Regions from separate parts of the Mus musculus genome. Here all the other regions are linked to region 3. The links are chromatin loops, found by intact Hi-C in ENCODE. Cell type or tissue: heart. All regions are shown on one strand.

Region 1 (5,000 bases), 47 kb after region 3:
GCTTCTCCTCCCGCTGCCATCCCCCCCCTTCCTTTCCTCGCACCGCAGCCCGCGCCTCCCCCTCTGCCTCTCTGCGCACGGATGGCGGCGGGAGCCGCAGAGGTGTGTGTGTGTGTGTGTGTGTGTGTGTGTGTGTGTGTGTGTGTGTGTGTGTGCGCGCGCGCGCGCGCGCGCCTGTGCGTGTGCGGGGTGGGGGGGTTGTGCCTGGTCTCCGATGCCTATGGGGCTGTGTCCTTTTCTAGGGACTGGGGGAGGGGGCTGTCCCCTGTCACGACCAGGAATTCCCATGGGGTCAGAGCGGGTTCCAAGGAGCCCAGGAAGGGGATATTGCCCTCTGGGTGCTCTCAGCTCCCAGTGAGGCGCTGAGTAATGTGGGCCCCCTCGGTGAGGGTATTGGCGATCAAGGACAGCTCTCTGCCGAGGTCGCTCTACAGACGATGGGGTGAACGAGGGGGCGTGAGTGGGGGGACTCCACTGATATCCGCGGGCTGGCGGGGGCGCTGCGGACCCCAGGACTCAAGCGGGGGGCGGGGGCGCTCGGTCCGCTAGAGCAGCGCCCAGACCGTCGGATCCCGGGGTGGGGACCCGGGGCACCGTGATGCGGGTGTCCGCGCCGCTCCTACCTGCCCACGAAATTCTCCAGCACCGAGCTCTTGCCGGCGCTCTGGCCGCCTACCACGGCGATCTGCGGCAGGTCGAGGTCCGCGTTCTGGCCGATGGCGGAGAAGGCGTCCTGTAACCGGTTAACCAGCGGGATGAGGTCTTCCATGCCGCGGTTGCCCATGGTTGCGGCGGGCCCGGCGGGCTGCGATCCGGCCGCCGCTCCTGCTCTGGCTCTTGGCCCCCGGCTTCGCGGCTGCAGCCGAATATCCCGACTGCGTGCGCCGCGGGTCCCCCGCCCCTCGGGGATCCGAGCGGAGCGCTTCTCCAGGCCGCCGCTAGATGGCGCGCGGGGATTCGCGGACTGGTCACTATGCGCAGACGCAACGCGGGGCGCCATGGGTGTTGTCGTTTTCTTCTTCTGCGGCTTTCGGGAGACTTACCTGTGTTTCTGGGATACGGATGCTGCACCGAAGATAATACTTTTGGTGATGGCTAGGGGTGCTAACTCTAGAAATGGGCTAGTATGTGGTGGTCATGATTACTTCATTTCAGCAGTTATTCCCAGTGGAGAAACTGAGGCCTTAGAGGGAAGATCTGGCACCCACAGGCTGCTGCAGTCAGCTGACCAAAGTCAACCCTAGTCCACTTAGCCTTTCTAGTCTAGGTTCTGACACTAATCAAAAATCTGCAGCATATTCCTTCCTATCCTGGGGCCTCAGTGTTTCTGGTTCTAGGAGGAAGAAAGAAAAACCATTGATTCAACAAATTACCAGGAGCCCATGATAAGCTAGACCCCTTCCTAAGTTTACAGACACAAAACTCGGCAGAACAGCTAGGGACTTTACACTCAGAGATCTTACAGGTGGTGGGATAGACGGGACACAGAAGAGCGTTTGTACTAGAAGAAACAGAGAAAACCAACAGGGCTTGGAAAGTCACATTAGCCAGAAGGGGGCAAAGGTTTTCCAAAGAAATTACCTTTGAAAGGGAACCTAACTGATAAGAAGGGGCCCGACACCCTGATGGAGTGGACAGGAAGTGCAAAGGCCCCAATACCTAGGAAGTGCTGCCGAGGAGAGGCAAAAGTTCTTGTCTTGAACTCTAAGGCTCCAAGAGGATGAGCGCCAGGCCCAGAGTGGCAAATAGTGCTATTCAAACCAGGGGTTCTTGCAGCCATACTTGCCTGTCCTTTTCACACAGACAGATAGTTGGATCTAGGTTCGGCTACTCACTTTTGCATCAAGAAGGACCTAGTTAGGACTCCTGACAAAGAAGCCAAGAAAGAGAGGGTTATCGGGTCACTTCTATGTTCTGAGACTAGGGAAGTGCCCTAGGCATTAGAGACTATCCATTTTTTTCACCCACTGAATGTGTGGTTGCTGAGCAGGCTAGCTCCCGCTAGACCCCAGAGACAAGGCAGTGACAAGCCACCTACAAGTGGCTCAAAGTCAAGTGGAAAAGGGAGGGGTCATATGCCAATAAATATGACTCTTTCCGGGGGTGATGAGTGGAGAGCAGGGCTGGGGCAGGGCTTGTGTTGTTAACTCATACAGGATAATAATGCTGGAACAGAGACTAGAAGTGTGTGGACCATGAGCCCAGTGAGAAGGGATTTCCAGTTAGGGGAGAACCACCCAGACCTTACCTCTGGGTCATTTCTGGGTCATAGCTATCTAATCTGTAGAGTTGGCACAATGACAAAATAGAATGTCTGTGTGAGGCCCAGCCCAGACCTGGTGTGCATTGACCCTCATTAACAACCATGCCAACCACATCAGAAATCCAGGAGCTGAAACACCAGCCCCAATACCCCTCATCCAGAGCCGCTATTCTCAGCCAGCCTAGAGAGGACAGGGATGTGAGCCAAGGTGACCAGCACCATCAAGTTAGGCTGGGCATACAGTTTGAAGATGTCTGTCTGGACCATTGCAACTGAGCTTTTGTTATTCTTCTTTATCCTTCTGAGGGGAAAGTGTGACTCTAGTGCTCCACTGCTACAAATAGTGCAGTTGAGTTTCCCCACATTTGGGGACCTCACAGGGTCAGCACACCTTGGGAAAACCACTTTCTAGATCATGACGTCTCTCCTGCCAGCTAAGTATTATGATTTCACCCCTTAAACACAGTGGTAAAACTTACTGTTAAAACCACACTCTCGGGCTGGTGAGATGGCTCAGTGGTTAAGAGCACTGACTGCTCTTCCAAAGGTCATGAGTTCAAATCCCAGCAACCACATGGTGGCTCACAACCATCCGTAAGGAGATCTGACTCTCTCTTCTGGAGTGTCTGAAGTCAGCTACAGTGTACTTACATATAATTAAAAAAAGAAAGAAAGGGGGCTGGTGAGATGGCTCAGTGGGTAAGAGCACCCGACTGCTCTTCCGAAGGTCCGGAGTTCAAATCCCAGCAACCACATGGTGGCTCACAACCATCCGTAATGAGATCTGGCGCCCTCTTCTGGAGTGTCTGAAGACAGCTACAGTGTACTTACATATAATAAATAAATAAATCTAAAAAAAAAAATAAAAAAAAAAAAAAGAAAGAAAGAAAGAAAGAAAGAAAGAAAGAAAGAAAGAAAGAAAGAAAGAGAGAAAGAAAGAAAGAACACTCTCACTGAGCGTGGTGGTGCACACCTTTAATCCCAGCACTCGGGAGGCAGAGGCAAGTGGATTTCTGAGTTCAAAGCCAGCCTGGTCTTCAAAGTGAGTTCCAGGACAGCCAGAGCTATACAGAGAAACCCTGTCTCCAAAAAAAAAAAAACCACACTCTCCAGAAGTATTTGAAAGCCTCAGGGCTATCTTCCCATCTTTGGGTCAGTGTTAGAGCTGAGAGTTCATTCTGTAGCCTACCTTTTATCTTTACAAAATGAGATTGTGCTAGCTGCCCTGTGATACTTAATCCTGGAGCCACTGGGACATGGTGGGAAGTTGGTCAGAAATCCGGGCCTCACCCAGGACATTGTGTGTCACAACTTGAGTGTAACAGGGACCAAGTTCTCTAGATATTGCTGGGCACACTGAAGTTGGGGTGTGGAAGAGGGTGATGCTGTGGGCAGAGGATATTGCACACAGGTGTCAATTGATAAGCAAACGCACCTGACATACCCTTTGACCCCCTATTCGAGAAATAGTTTTGTCAAGGCTGAAAGAGGGCTTCTACAGAGAGAGTCCAAGTGCAGAGATGCTGAGTGTTCTGAGGGCCAATACATCCTTCAAATGAGAGCTCCCAAAGTGGCTTTGGCCCTCTGCTTTGAACCCTGGGAAGGGTGGATGCTACGCTGAGCTCCAGACGTTTGGCCACCACGGAGCCCAGTTATTAATAGGAGCATAGCCTAAGCCGTTCCTCCCAGCCAGTGACTGCCCTGGGCGCTTCCTCTGGCTCCATCTCAGAACTTAATAGCTTGCTATGACAGGTGAGGAGAATGAGGCACAGAGCGGCTGCCGAGTAATGTGTCCAAGGTCACAAAGCCAAGAAGTGACAGAGTCAAGCTGCCAGTGGAGGCTGGTGTGACTACTGACAGCATCGTCTGTACTGAGAGTCTATGTATTTTCGTGTGTTGGTGTGTGAGTGTGTGCACGTGTGCATGGATGTGTGGGCAGAGGGTGAAAGAGAAAGTCGATGGTGTCCTTGGCTGCCATCTACCTTGGTTTTTGATATGGGGTCCCTCATTGGCCTGGGGCTCCTCTTGTAGGTACAGCAACTGACCACCTGCCCTGGGGTCTTGCTCTTTCTGCTTCCTCTGCACTGAAATTACAAGCATGGGCTCCATCCTGGGCTTTTTAAATATGTCCTGGGGGTTCCAACTCTGGTCTTTATCCTTACAAGGTCAACCCTTTACCAAGTGAGCTATCTTCCTAGCTAAATATATGTGTTTTGAGTGCACATAAAAATCATGTAAACTAACCTCTTGTGATGTGTGCACAGCAGATGCAAACAAAACAAACAAATCCAACCACTCGAGGGCCAGGCAGATGGCTCAGCACCCGAAGGCATTCACCACAAAGCCAGCCTATCTGAGTTTGATCCTTGGTGTCCACATAGTTGAAAGAAGAGCTGACTTCCTCAAGTTGTCCTTTGACCTCCACACAAACTCGTGGACAAAAAAAACCTGACAGAAACACAGCATCGGATTGGGACAGTGGCCTTCAGCTAACAGTTCCTAGAAGAAGCCATTCATTCTTCTCTGGGCCTGGCCCTTTGACTCTGTCACTCATTGCGTTTCTGTCAACATGCAGGGGTCAGTGTCTACTTGGTGCACAAACTCATGCAAGACACAGGTAAGTCCGTGAAGAGATAAATAAGATGCAAAGCTCTTGCTATGGCAGCAGGGACTCACAGGGAGAAACGGACACGCCCAGCAGATCAGGCTCACAGAGCGAGGGCACTGTGGTCGTCTG
Region 2 (5,000 bases), 87 kb after region 3:
CTGGGAGGGGAGGCATGGGTGAATCTAACAGGCAGTGAGGCCAGTGTGTCTACCTTTACATAGAGCTGACCTGAGCCAGTGGAGGTGAGTGATCGACAGGGAAGGTGGCTCAAGGGACATGGTAGAGCCATGTTGATAATGGCCCCGGAGACCTCGGCCGGGGCCTGGCTGCTGTGCTTCCTGGAGTCCTTCTCAAGAAACCATTTCAGGGTTGAGGAGTGAAAAGTAAGTTCCTGGAGACAGGGCTTAGGCCGGAGTAACTACCATCCCACATGGCTTTCAAAGCACCGCTCAGGGTAGAACTTTCTATATGGATGTGAGGGACAGAGAACACTTCATTCTGGATCCAGAGTCCCTCAGGCCTTGGGGATGGGGACTACCCTTCTTGAGACCCTCAGTCTTAGTCAGAGGCAGAGTCTGGATCCCACCAGACACCACTGGGTGACCCTGTTCCATGCTACCTCCCCACACTTCTGGGTTCTGAGGAGTCCACTTCCTCCCCACTTCTTATGGGTGTTGGCTCACCTCTTCCTCCAGCCCTAGGTCTGGCGCTGGCCACACTCAGCCTTCTCTCAAGAGCAAACTTTTCTAACACTGTTTCTTACCAATAGCCTTTGCAATTGGGAAAGGCTGAGAGTTTCTCAAATCACCGTATTACAACAGATTACCACATTTTTTGGCTTAGAATCACATCTTCCAAACCCCAGAAGTCGGAAGTCAGAAATGCAGTGTACAGGAGGTCGAGAGATGGCTCAGTGGGTAAAACTCTGGCTTTGTGATTATGAGGACCCACGTTCAGATGCATAGAACCACATAAAAGCCAGCGGTGGTACCATGTACCTCTGTGGCCCCAGTGTTCCTGTGGTGAGATGGGAGGGAAAGAGAGGATAAACCTCAGAAGCCCCCGGGCATGCCAGCCTGGCATAGGCAACAAAGAGGAGACCTTCTCAAACAGGGTGGTAGGTGAGGACTGACTCCAAGGTCATCCCCTGACCTCCACTGATCTAAGTGTGCAAGCCCTCACATCCTCACATATAACCACTCCCCTGGTACCACCTCAAACATACACATTTGTACACAAGCAAAAATAAAATAAGCAATCTGCTCTGTACCCAAGTGTAGTGGTTCACACTTGTGATCCCAGCACTCAGGAGGCTGAGGGAAGAAGATTGTCAGGAGATGGAGGGCCAACCTGGGCTACATAGCAAAGTCTAACACAACAGTAGAATAAGACTGGTAGGATTACATTGTGGATTACAGTGTAAGGCCTTATTCTTGTGCACGCTGGACTCGACCAGCAAGAACGACGCTGCAACAGGATCCTTCTGCACACGTTTATTGGGAGAGCTTGATTGCAGAGGCGAAAAGACCCCAAGCCCAGAACTGGTGCTGCTTATATAGGCCTAGGCGAGGCGTGTCTCACACCCGGATTGGTTATGCACTACGCCTCATTTGCATGTTCCTCATCTGATTGGCTACTCTCTCTCTCTCTCTCTGTACCTCACAGAGCCTCATTATCATACCTCATTTGCATGTCTCACATCTGATTGGTTATACTCTCAAAGCCTCATTATCATGCCTGGGCCAGGCAGTGTCTTTGCAAAAAACTTTACTGCATATGTACACCTTGGTTGTTTGTCCAAACTTATGCGTGGTGGCCAGCAGTAGTCAGTGCCACTCTGCAACGGCACATGTGGCTTCCCACACCTTATCTTTTAAAAAAAAAGAGAGAGAGAGAAAAGGCAAGGTGCTTGCTGTTCCTTACAGCTCTGGAGGGTCAGAGTTCGAGATGGAGACACCAACGGCCAGTTCCTCACAGTTGACACCCCGAAGGACGCCTACATTTCAGAAGACAGACAAGGGCAGACAGTCTGGTTTGTAACAGTGTACCCATTCCATTCTCTCTCTCTCTCTCTCTTTTTTTCTTCTTCTTTTTTTGAGACAGGGTTTCTCTGTTTACCCCTGGCTGTTCTGGAACTCACTCTGTAGACCAAGCTGGCCTCGAACTCAGAAATCCACCTGTCTCTGCCTCCCAAGTGCTGGGATTAAGGGCGTGCACCACCATGCCTGGCACCCATTCCATTCTTTTTTTTTTTTTTTTTTTTTTTTTCGAGACAGGGTTTCTCTATATAGCTCTGGCTGTCCTGGAACTCACTTTGTAGACCAGGCTGGCCTCGAACTCAGAAATCTGCCTGCCTCTGCCTCCCAAGTGCTGGGATTAAAGGCGTGTGCCACCACGCCCGGCACCCATTCCATTCTTGCAAACTGATCTAATCATTTCCTAAATGACTCAATTATTATTATGATCACTCCACTCCTTAGTTTCAGTTTATAGATTTTGAGGGCCACAGATATCCTAATGTGGTTACATTGGGGATAGTTTTCCCTGGCCACGAGGGAAAACCGTCCTTATTTGCTGGGTCCTTGGTTGAAGCACACTAGGATCAGAAGTCATAGGGAGACAGGAGACGTAGGTGAGGAGGGGAGGTGAACTTATCAGAAACCGAGAAGTGTGACAGGCAGTGGGGCCTCTCAGCCCAGGCTGCAGCGCCACCTTTCTGAAGTTTTGTTCAGTTTGGGGGCTTCAACAGCCTCATTTTCCCCAACAGTATAATAAGATTGGTAGGTACTGTTCTCTAGTACAGGTTTCAGGCATTTGTTCCAGGATGCCGTTCTGGCTAGCCCCAGGACTGTTCCGGGACAACTCCTGCCCTACTTAGAAGGCTGTGTTTGAGCTGGAATCCTCCGTGCCTTTTAAGCCCATTTTTCTCTTCCCAGCTAGGTTTTCACAGAAAAATACGTTGGGGCCACCTAGCCTTTTTCGCTCTCCTAGGCCTGCATGCGCAGGTTCCAGATGCGTCTGGGTATTGTGGGCTCTGGCGCTGCCAGGCCCGGGAGAAAGCGAAGGCGGTGGATCGTACCCAGATCAGACTCTGGAACAGCCATTCCCCTACAACTCCATACCCGCTCGCCAAGGAACCCCACCTCTCCCTCTCGATTCCACGCCCACTATAAGGCCCCGCCCTCTTTCGGCTTCGGGGCGGGGTCAAGTCAGGGCTGTCCGCGGAGAAGCCTAGGCAGTGGAGGTCGGGCGCTCCGTTAAGACAAGTAAATTCGCAAAGGCCTGGGGTGTCCTGGGAACCTTCGCTCATTCCCATTCAGGCCTGAGAGGTCTTCGGGCTGCCAAGCCGGCCACTTAGCGTGGGCCATTTCCGCGACACGTGGTTTCCAAGGCCCCCCGCTGGATTTGAGAAAAGTTTATGGTTCGCATCATAGCAGCAGAGTACAGCATTGCGGGAGGGCAGAGAGAGTCTGAGACAATGCAGCCACCCACTGGAGACCGCGTCGGACCTTTTCTGGGGAGTGAATGGGTCGGAAGACCAATGTTCTCCCTGCCATCGTAGATGCACGATGTGGAAACGCCCGACCACGAGTTACAGGTCATCATTGTACCCTCAGAAGACAGCGACGCCAAGCCACTTCCTAAGCCCCTGGGGTGTGCTTCTGCCTCTCAGACAGGCATGCGCTCTCAGATCCCTCAAGGACTCTGGTCCTACTTGGCGTCATCGTTACCCTAGGCAACACGCAGGCCCGGTACTGTCCCTTTAAGGAATCCTAGAGCCGCCCTGGTTGGGCCATTTTGGTTTTGCGCGCTCGCCCGCAGCGCCGGCAGAGCGAACATGGCCCAGGCGGCGCGCCTTTCGTGGGTGCTTGTCTCTAGCCGGTGCGCCCTGACTGAGGGGCTGCTCACACGACCCTGGCAGCCGCTCTCGGCACAGAGCCGGGCTGGCTTCACCAGGGTGGCTGCCGGAAGCCGGGGCGCCGCGGTCCGCAAGGGGAGCCCGCGGTTGCTGGGGGCGGCGGCGCTGGCCCTGGGCGGCGCGCTGGGGCTGTACCACACCGTGCGGTGGCACCAGCGTTCCCAGGACCTCCGCGCGGAGCGCTCGGCTGCGCAGGTAAGACTTGGCTGGCACGGACTGCTGACGGGGAGCCGGGATTAGCCCCGAACTGCTGAGAAGCCGCAGGGTCAGGAGAGGCCTCTTTCGCCCGCTTGTGACCTTGGGCGAGTGTCTTGGCCTTAAGAGTGCGAGGAGGGTGGTGCTATCGCCCACGACTTAGAGCTGTATGTATCGCATGCCATGGTCTGTATTGTGATTTAGGGGCGTGTGTGTGGCACCGGGAGTAATCTTTATGGAACGAGTGACCCTGACTTCAGACTCAGAACTGGAGGCGTGCTCCAGCCCACCGTGGCTCGGCAGCCCTGTAGACCTTTCATGAGTTGCAGTCTTTAGCCCTTCTCCGCCCTGCCTCCCATGCTCCTTTCCTGCACCCAGGAACTGGAACTGGCGCGGAGTCCCTGCGGTTCACTGCTCTCTTCTCTGCCCAACCGATTTCCATCTGAAGACTGAGGGGAGGGGGGCTGCAATTGTAGCAAGCTCACCTGAAGGCTTCCCTGCAGAGGAGCTAAATGCAGCCTCCTCCCTCTTCGTTTGGAGATCTGAGGTAGATCTCACTTCTGGCCAGTGCTGCCTGGCCAGTTGGTCAGCTCTGCCAGTTACTCAGAAAGAGTTGGAGAAGTTAGGGGTAAGGGGTGGGAGTGGAGGAGACCTTAAGGACTATTAAGCTGGAGGAAGACACACCCTAGGACTGTCTTCTGTCCCCTTTGGGACAGGAGAAAGATGAACTCGCTCGAAGGGGCGCAGGGACCCCCCCCCCCCCCCACACACACACAGTGTTAGAGCCTCCTGGCCCTGCGGTATACTTGTTGGGCACTTGCAGGTAGGCTGTCTGTCACTCTCTGAGCCCCTTGCCCACCTTTCCTCACTCTCTTTTCAGGGTCACCTTAGAGGACTTCCTGAAGAAAGGTTTGCCTGAGGCGGGTGTGGAGCAAGAGTTCTGGGACCCCAGGTGTTACAAGCCCCATTGTTTTTCTCTTCCCCCAGCTGCCCCTGTCGAACAGCCTGCAGCTGACCCTGTACCAGTACAAGACATGTCCCTTC
Region 3 (5,000 bases):
AGGCCATGGTGAGCTGGGCTCTGTCTTGCCCCTTCTCTTTTCTACCTCTGTGGTCCTCGGTTTCCTACCCTCTGACTTCTTTTGATTGCCACTTTGTGCCTGGAAGCCAGTGGTCAGTCTCCCTCTCTGCCCTGCCCCCTTTGTCCTGAGCATTTCCCTGAAAGGCACACCTCCCTCTTGTGTGCAGGTGGCATTCTTTAATGCCGCTATAGCCAGAGCAGAGGAAGAACAGGCCCGACTACGTGTGCAGCTGAAAGAGCAGAAGGCACGTTGCCGGAGTTTGTCTCACTTGGCAGCCCCAGTCCAAAGCAAGCTTGAAAAGGAGGCAGTGGTCCCCAGGAATGTGGATGACTCTGCATCTGAGGAGAGCAATCAGGCCCTACATGTAGCCATGGAGAAGCTGCAGGTGAGTTTGTCTGTGGGGGCTGGGAGTGTGGGGGCCAGCCAGGGCTCCTGAGTCCCTGAGACCTCTGTCTTGGCTCCAGAGCCGCTTCCTGGAGGTCATGCAGGAGAAAGTGGAGCTCAAGGAGAGGGTAGAGGAGCTTGAACATTGCTGCATTCAGCTTTCTGGAGAGACAGACACCATTGGTGAGGTGGAGCCCAGCCCAAGGCAGTGGGGGCTGTGCAGGGGGGTAGACTGGGGGAGCCACAGTGTCTGAGCCTTGTCCACCTGCCTGCCGTCTCCACAGGAGAGTACATTGCCCTTTACCAAAATCAGAGGGCGGTGCTGAAGGCTCGGCATTTGGAGAAGGAAGAATACATCAGCCGGCTGGCTCAGGACAAGGAGGAGATGAAGGTAGGCCTACACTTCTGTAGTCCAGGCCCTGCCTAATCTGGGCTGGGCCCTTCAAGTTGAGCTCCTTTTTCTCCAGGTGAAGCTGCTGGAGCTCCAGGAGCTGGTGTTGAGGCTTGTGAACGAGCGCAATGAATGGCAGGGCAAGTTCCTGGCCGTCTCTCAGAACCCTGGTGACGTGCTCACCCCAGTGCCCACAGGCTCCCAGGAATTTGGTGCTGCTGACCAGCAGGATGGTGAGTAGAGCTGTTGTCTCTTGGGAAGGCACAAAGGGGAGGAGTCCCATGGCGTGCAGAGCCATGACCCCCTCCCCCTTTCTCTAAAGACCTCAGGGAGGTGAGCCTGGCTGACGATATAGAGCCTGCACAAGGAGAGGCAGGGGTACCTGCTCCCCATGAGAACCCTACTGCACAGCAGATCATGCAGCTGCTGCGTGAGATCCAGAACCCCCGGGAGCGGCCAGGCCTGGGTAGCAACCCTTGCATCCCCTTTTTCTACCGTGCCGATGAGAACGACGAGGTGAAGATCATGGTTGTATAAAAGACTGGCGGCCAAAGCCTCAGCAAGGGCAGCCAGAGGTTCTGCCCCAACCCACACCCTTCCTCAGCCACCCTTATCTTTATAATAATAATAAGGTCAGACTCCATCCCCTCCAGGGGCTGGGGAAGTAGCTCAGTTGGTAGAGTGCTTGCCTGCTGTGCACACAGCCTTGGGTCCCCAGTACCTCTGAAAAGGCTGATACCTGTAATTTGAGTGCTTGGGAAGTGGAGGTGGAAGAATCAGCCATCCTCATCTACCTAGTGAGTTTGAGGCCACACTGGGCTACATGCGACCCTGTCTGAAAAAACCAAAAGATCAGGCTCCTATCTTAATGGGGGACACAGACTGGTACAGATCTGCCTCTTAGCCAGGGCAGTTTTACTTTGTAAATTCCTGTTACAGAAAGAACGCCAGAGACTCAGTGATGGAGCAGACTGTGCTGGGTGGCCTGGGGGCTTTCTCACCAAGGAGGGCCTCAGGCCTTACTCAGGACTCTGGGGCAGAACAGAGTGGCAGCATTCTCGTGCCCAGGTGCAGTGCAGGCTGGTAAACTGGCCTAGCATTCAGCAGGGCTTCTAAGTTTTCACCGGCTCAGTCCTCCCTATCCTCCTTTTCCTCCCCGCCCCCATTTTATCTTCATTTTCTTTACGGAGTGTCTCCTGTAGCCCGAGCTGAGCCCCTGCCTCACCGCTGTGCCTGGTGGTTGGCAGTGCTAAGCAGGCACTCTACCAAGTGATTTACCCCCAGCACTCCCTGCCTTTTTCCTTTGTGTGGTGATGCTGGGGATGGAACCCAGGGCACAGCAGGTCCCCAGATCAACTCCCATCTTCTCAGAGGCACTTTAGGGCAGTGGGGCTGGGCAGCACTTCATGGGTCCTCAGGCAGTTGGGGCTAACTGCCTCAGGAAGGCATCCCACTTTGGAGGGCTTCCATCTTTTTGAGGCACTTTGGGACAGGGAAAGTGGGTACCATTCTCTCAGGCCTTATGACAATTGGGGTAACTACGCCAAGCAGGACAGAGGCTGCTGGGGCAGGGTGGCCTTCCCCTCCCCCGGTGTACATATTGTACCTGTGTACTATTTTGTATATACCGGGGTAGGGACACCCCTGTATCATAGTGGAGGTTGGAGCTGGCAAATGGGAAGAGCTTCTAATAATCACTTTGGGCTGGGAACCTTATTTATTGGTAGTGTTAGGTCAGAGGGCAGGAGGCGGAGACAAGGTTGTGGCACCTGCTGATGCAGCTCCTCTTTATTTTGCTTTTTACTTGGGAAATAAATGGATTTAGCCATACTGCTGGGCCTAGGGTGTTCGTCATTGGTTCTGGGGTTAGCCTCAGGCTGGCACTGAGCAGGGAATGTGTCCTGCCTGGAGAGAGCAGGCTTCTGGCCTGTATGGAGCCCAAGGTCTGAAGTGCCTGGCAGGGCTGATTGACACCTATCACCTATACACTGCCTATTGAAGCCTAGGGACCCCAGGGGGAGTACCATGGGGCTACAGGGACAGAGCTTCCTTACTGAGTAAGAGAGTCAAGCCTGACATATAGTATACATAGGTGGGACTCGGGGTGCAGCAACTAAGGGCGCTGACTTCCAGGCCAGGCCTCTTACATTCCGACCCTTCCCCTTAGTCTGTCCACACTAGAGACCTGTTTTGTTCTTTAGGCTGTTCACAGCATCCTGGCTGAGCTCATGATACTGCCCCCTAGTGGTGTAAGCAGGATTCGTAGGATGAGGACCTGCTAAACTCACAAGCACCCTAGCAAGGGCCTTTCCTCACCCTCCATTCAGTGCCCAGTTTACACCGTCCTCTCAGCCCCAGAGAATACAAACCAGCAGAGGTACACGCAATTCCCCATGATCCAGAAATGGGTTTTATTCTCAGCCAAGAGACAGCAAGACTGGTGGCTACCAGAGAACTGCACAGCTGCTGCTGCTGCAGCATCCCCTTGCTGCAGGGTTGGGATGGCCAAGGGGATGGCTGTTCACAGGCCAGGAGGACAGGGGGGCTCACTGGAGGTGGTACACTGGAGGGGGGGTTGTCAGGATGACAGCGTTCCCTTGTTGGACCACAAGACTCCACAAGGACAGCATGGTGGTTGATTCTGACACTACAGGCGAGGCTGTGTCAGCCATATATATGTATATATATGTATATATAGGTATATTTATAGATATTTATAGAATGTCGCAGGAGCAATACCACAGAGGGGCACAAGTTTTCACCAACATCACATCTGGATGTGTCAGCTCACCACTACAACAGACTAAGTCACAGATGATGAATAGGACGCTTTGGGGCCGGGGGAGCCACTGTCAAGTCACAGAACAGCTGTCCAGGCAGGCTTGGTAAGGGAGGTCTCCGAGGAGTAGGAGGGATCTGGTTAGAGGTCGAAGGGGGGCCTGGGGCTCTCAGGACGGGACGGACTTGCCTGACCCGATCGGCTGGCAGTTGGAGAGAAAGCCGAGAGAGAACGGAAGAGAGAAAAGGAAGGAGAGCTGGTAAGGCAAGAGCAGCCACCTCCAGCAGAGGCAGGGGCTGAGGCAGGTGTGGATGTGGGCAGGGTTCCCGGAAGAGATGCACAGTTGATGAATGAAAGGGAAGATGGGGTGCTGGGCCGTAACTAGCAGGTAGTCTGAGTAGAGGCTGGTGGCCCTCTCTTGCCACACACACGGCCTCTCACACACCACCCAGGCAATGCACCACAGGGCCTCCCTCATTTTTGCTCACTGTCTCTCATCTCACTGGCTCAGGGCCACCCCAAGCCTCAGGGAGTCCCATGTAACAGCCATGAGGCCAGAAGTGCTTGAACCAGGAGATTGAAGCTAAAGGGGATGGCTGGAGGGAGCGCTGGAGGCCCCTCAGGTGGTCAGAAAGTCAGGAGTCCTCTGAGGGGACCCTGGGGAGGCTGGGAGGCAGGCAGCCGATGCCTGCGGCCACAGACTTATAAGTCTAAGAGGGGAGCCTCCGTTGGTCGGGGGGCTGCAGGTCTCGTAGGTGAGGCTGGGCCCTTCCTGCTGGGGAAAAGCAGAAGGGTGAGCGTCAATGGCTGGGGAAGAGTTGGGACAGGGTAACCGAGATCTGTGGCCAGCCAGGCAGAACTCAAGTTGACTTTCCCAGTCAGTAGACAATGCATTGCCTTCGGCTAAAAGGCACAGGTCACTCTGAAAACAGGTCAAATGTTGGAGCTGATGGGCTGGCTCTATGTCGGGGGCTGACGAGGTGGCTGTTAGCTACAGGTGTGCAATGTCAAGGATGAATGAGATCCTCACCTTGCCTGCGAGCCCTCAGGCGCTGGCAGAAAGGCAAAGGCTCTTAAGTTGTCTAAAGTCACCAGTCAGAGCCTGGCTTTGCCAGCGCGATTCTCATGCTTGCCCTGTGGTGAATTTAGTCGCCATGCTCCTAGGCTGGAAGGAGAAAGCTCTTATCTTGGCAGCATAGTTCAGAGTAGGTATGAAGAGGGGGTCCTAACGCTTCTGGCCCCTTCAGAGGCTGAAGACACCCTCTCCTAGTTCTTAGTCCCTACACTGTCAACAGTGGTCTGGTGTCTCCAGGGAGCACCCACATCTACCGTCTTGGACATGAAACCTGTTCCAAGAGCCCTCAGTTTAAGCAAGAAGGCCTTGAGTAGTGGCGCTGAGTCCCGAGGCTCACTGGAAAGGGAAGT

What was found. A loop is a pair of places that touch in the nucleus more often than their neighbours do. Peaks named below come from ENCODE experiments on the same cell type or tissue, not always from the same donor. Only the 100,000 strongest peaks of a DNase experiment are listed, where the experiment ranks them.
Region 1: it touches region 3 in a loop (2.1-fold over the local background); 10 of 42 quality-filtered maps call a loop at or near these places.
Region 2: it touches region 3 in a loop (2.7-fold over the local background); 6 of 42 quality-filtered maps call a loop at or near these places.

The regions. Positions count from the first base shown.
Region 1 is chr2:32,352,426-32,357,425 of GRCm38, forward strand. Dnm1 (dynamin 1) reads right to left here and starts at 904. Exons shown (of 23, transcript NM_001301737.1): 1 at 624-904. The coding sequence starts at 784. Gm39787 (a long non-coding RNA gene) reads left to right here and starts at 3,334. Exons shown (of 2, transcript XR_866125.1): 1 at 3,334-4,880. It also overlaps the pseudogene Gm52590. In heart, a CTCF peak has its summit at 3,097 (motif pointing left); DNase peaks (open chromatin) are centred at 16, 426, 926 and 1,670; H3K4me3 peaks cover 1,426 bases; H3K27ac peaks cover 2,036 bases; H3K27me3 peaks cover 367 bases.
Region 2 is chr2:32,392,595-32,397,594 of GRCm38, forward strand. Ptges2 (prostaglandin E synthase 2) reads left to right here and starts at 3,296. Exons shown (of 7, transcript NM_133783.2): 1 at 3,296-3,956; 2 at 4,944-5,000. The coding sequence starts at 3,681. In heart, CTCF peaks have their summits at 2,566 and 3,821; DNase peaks (open chromatin) are centred at 3,127 and 3,667; H3K4me3 peaks cover 2,752 bases; H3K27ac peaks cover 2,546 bases.
Region 3 is chr2:32,305,288-32,310,287 of GRCm38, forward strand. It overlaps Golga2 (golgi autoantigen, golgin subfamily a, 2), which reads left to right. Exons shown (of 26, transcript NM_001080968.2): 21 at 1-8; 22 at 188-406; 23 at 486-588; 24 at 690-796; 25 at 873-1,029; 26 at 1,119-2,626. The coding sequence ends at 1,333. It overlaps Dnm1 (dynamin 1), which reads right to left. Exons shown (of 23, transcript NM_001301737.1): 23 at 3,184-3,777. Among named protein-coding and RNA genes, the nearest start is that of Gm23363, 10 kb to the right of the region's middle. In heart, a CTCF peak has its summit at 3,035 (motif pointing left); DNase peaks (open chromatin) are centred at 584, 3,034, 3,304 and 4,994.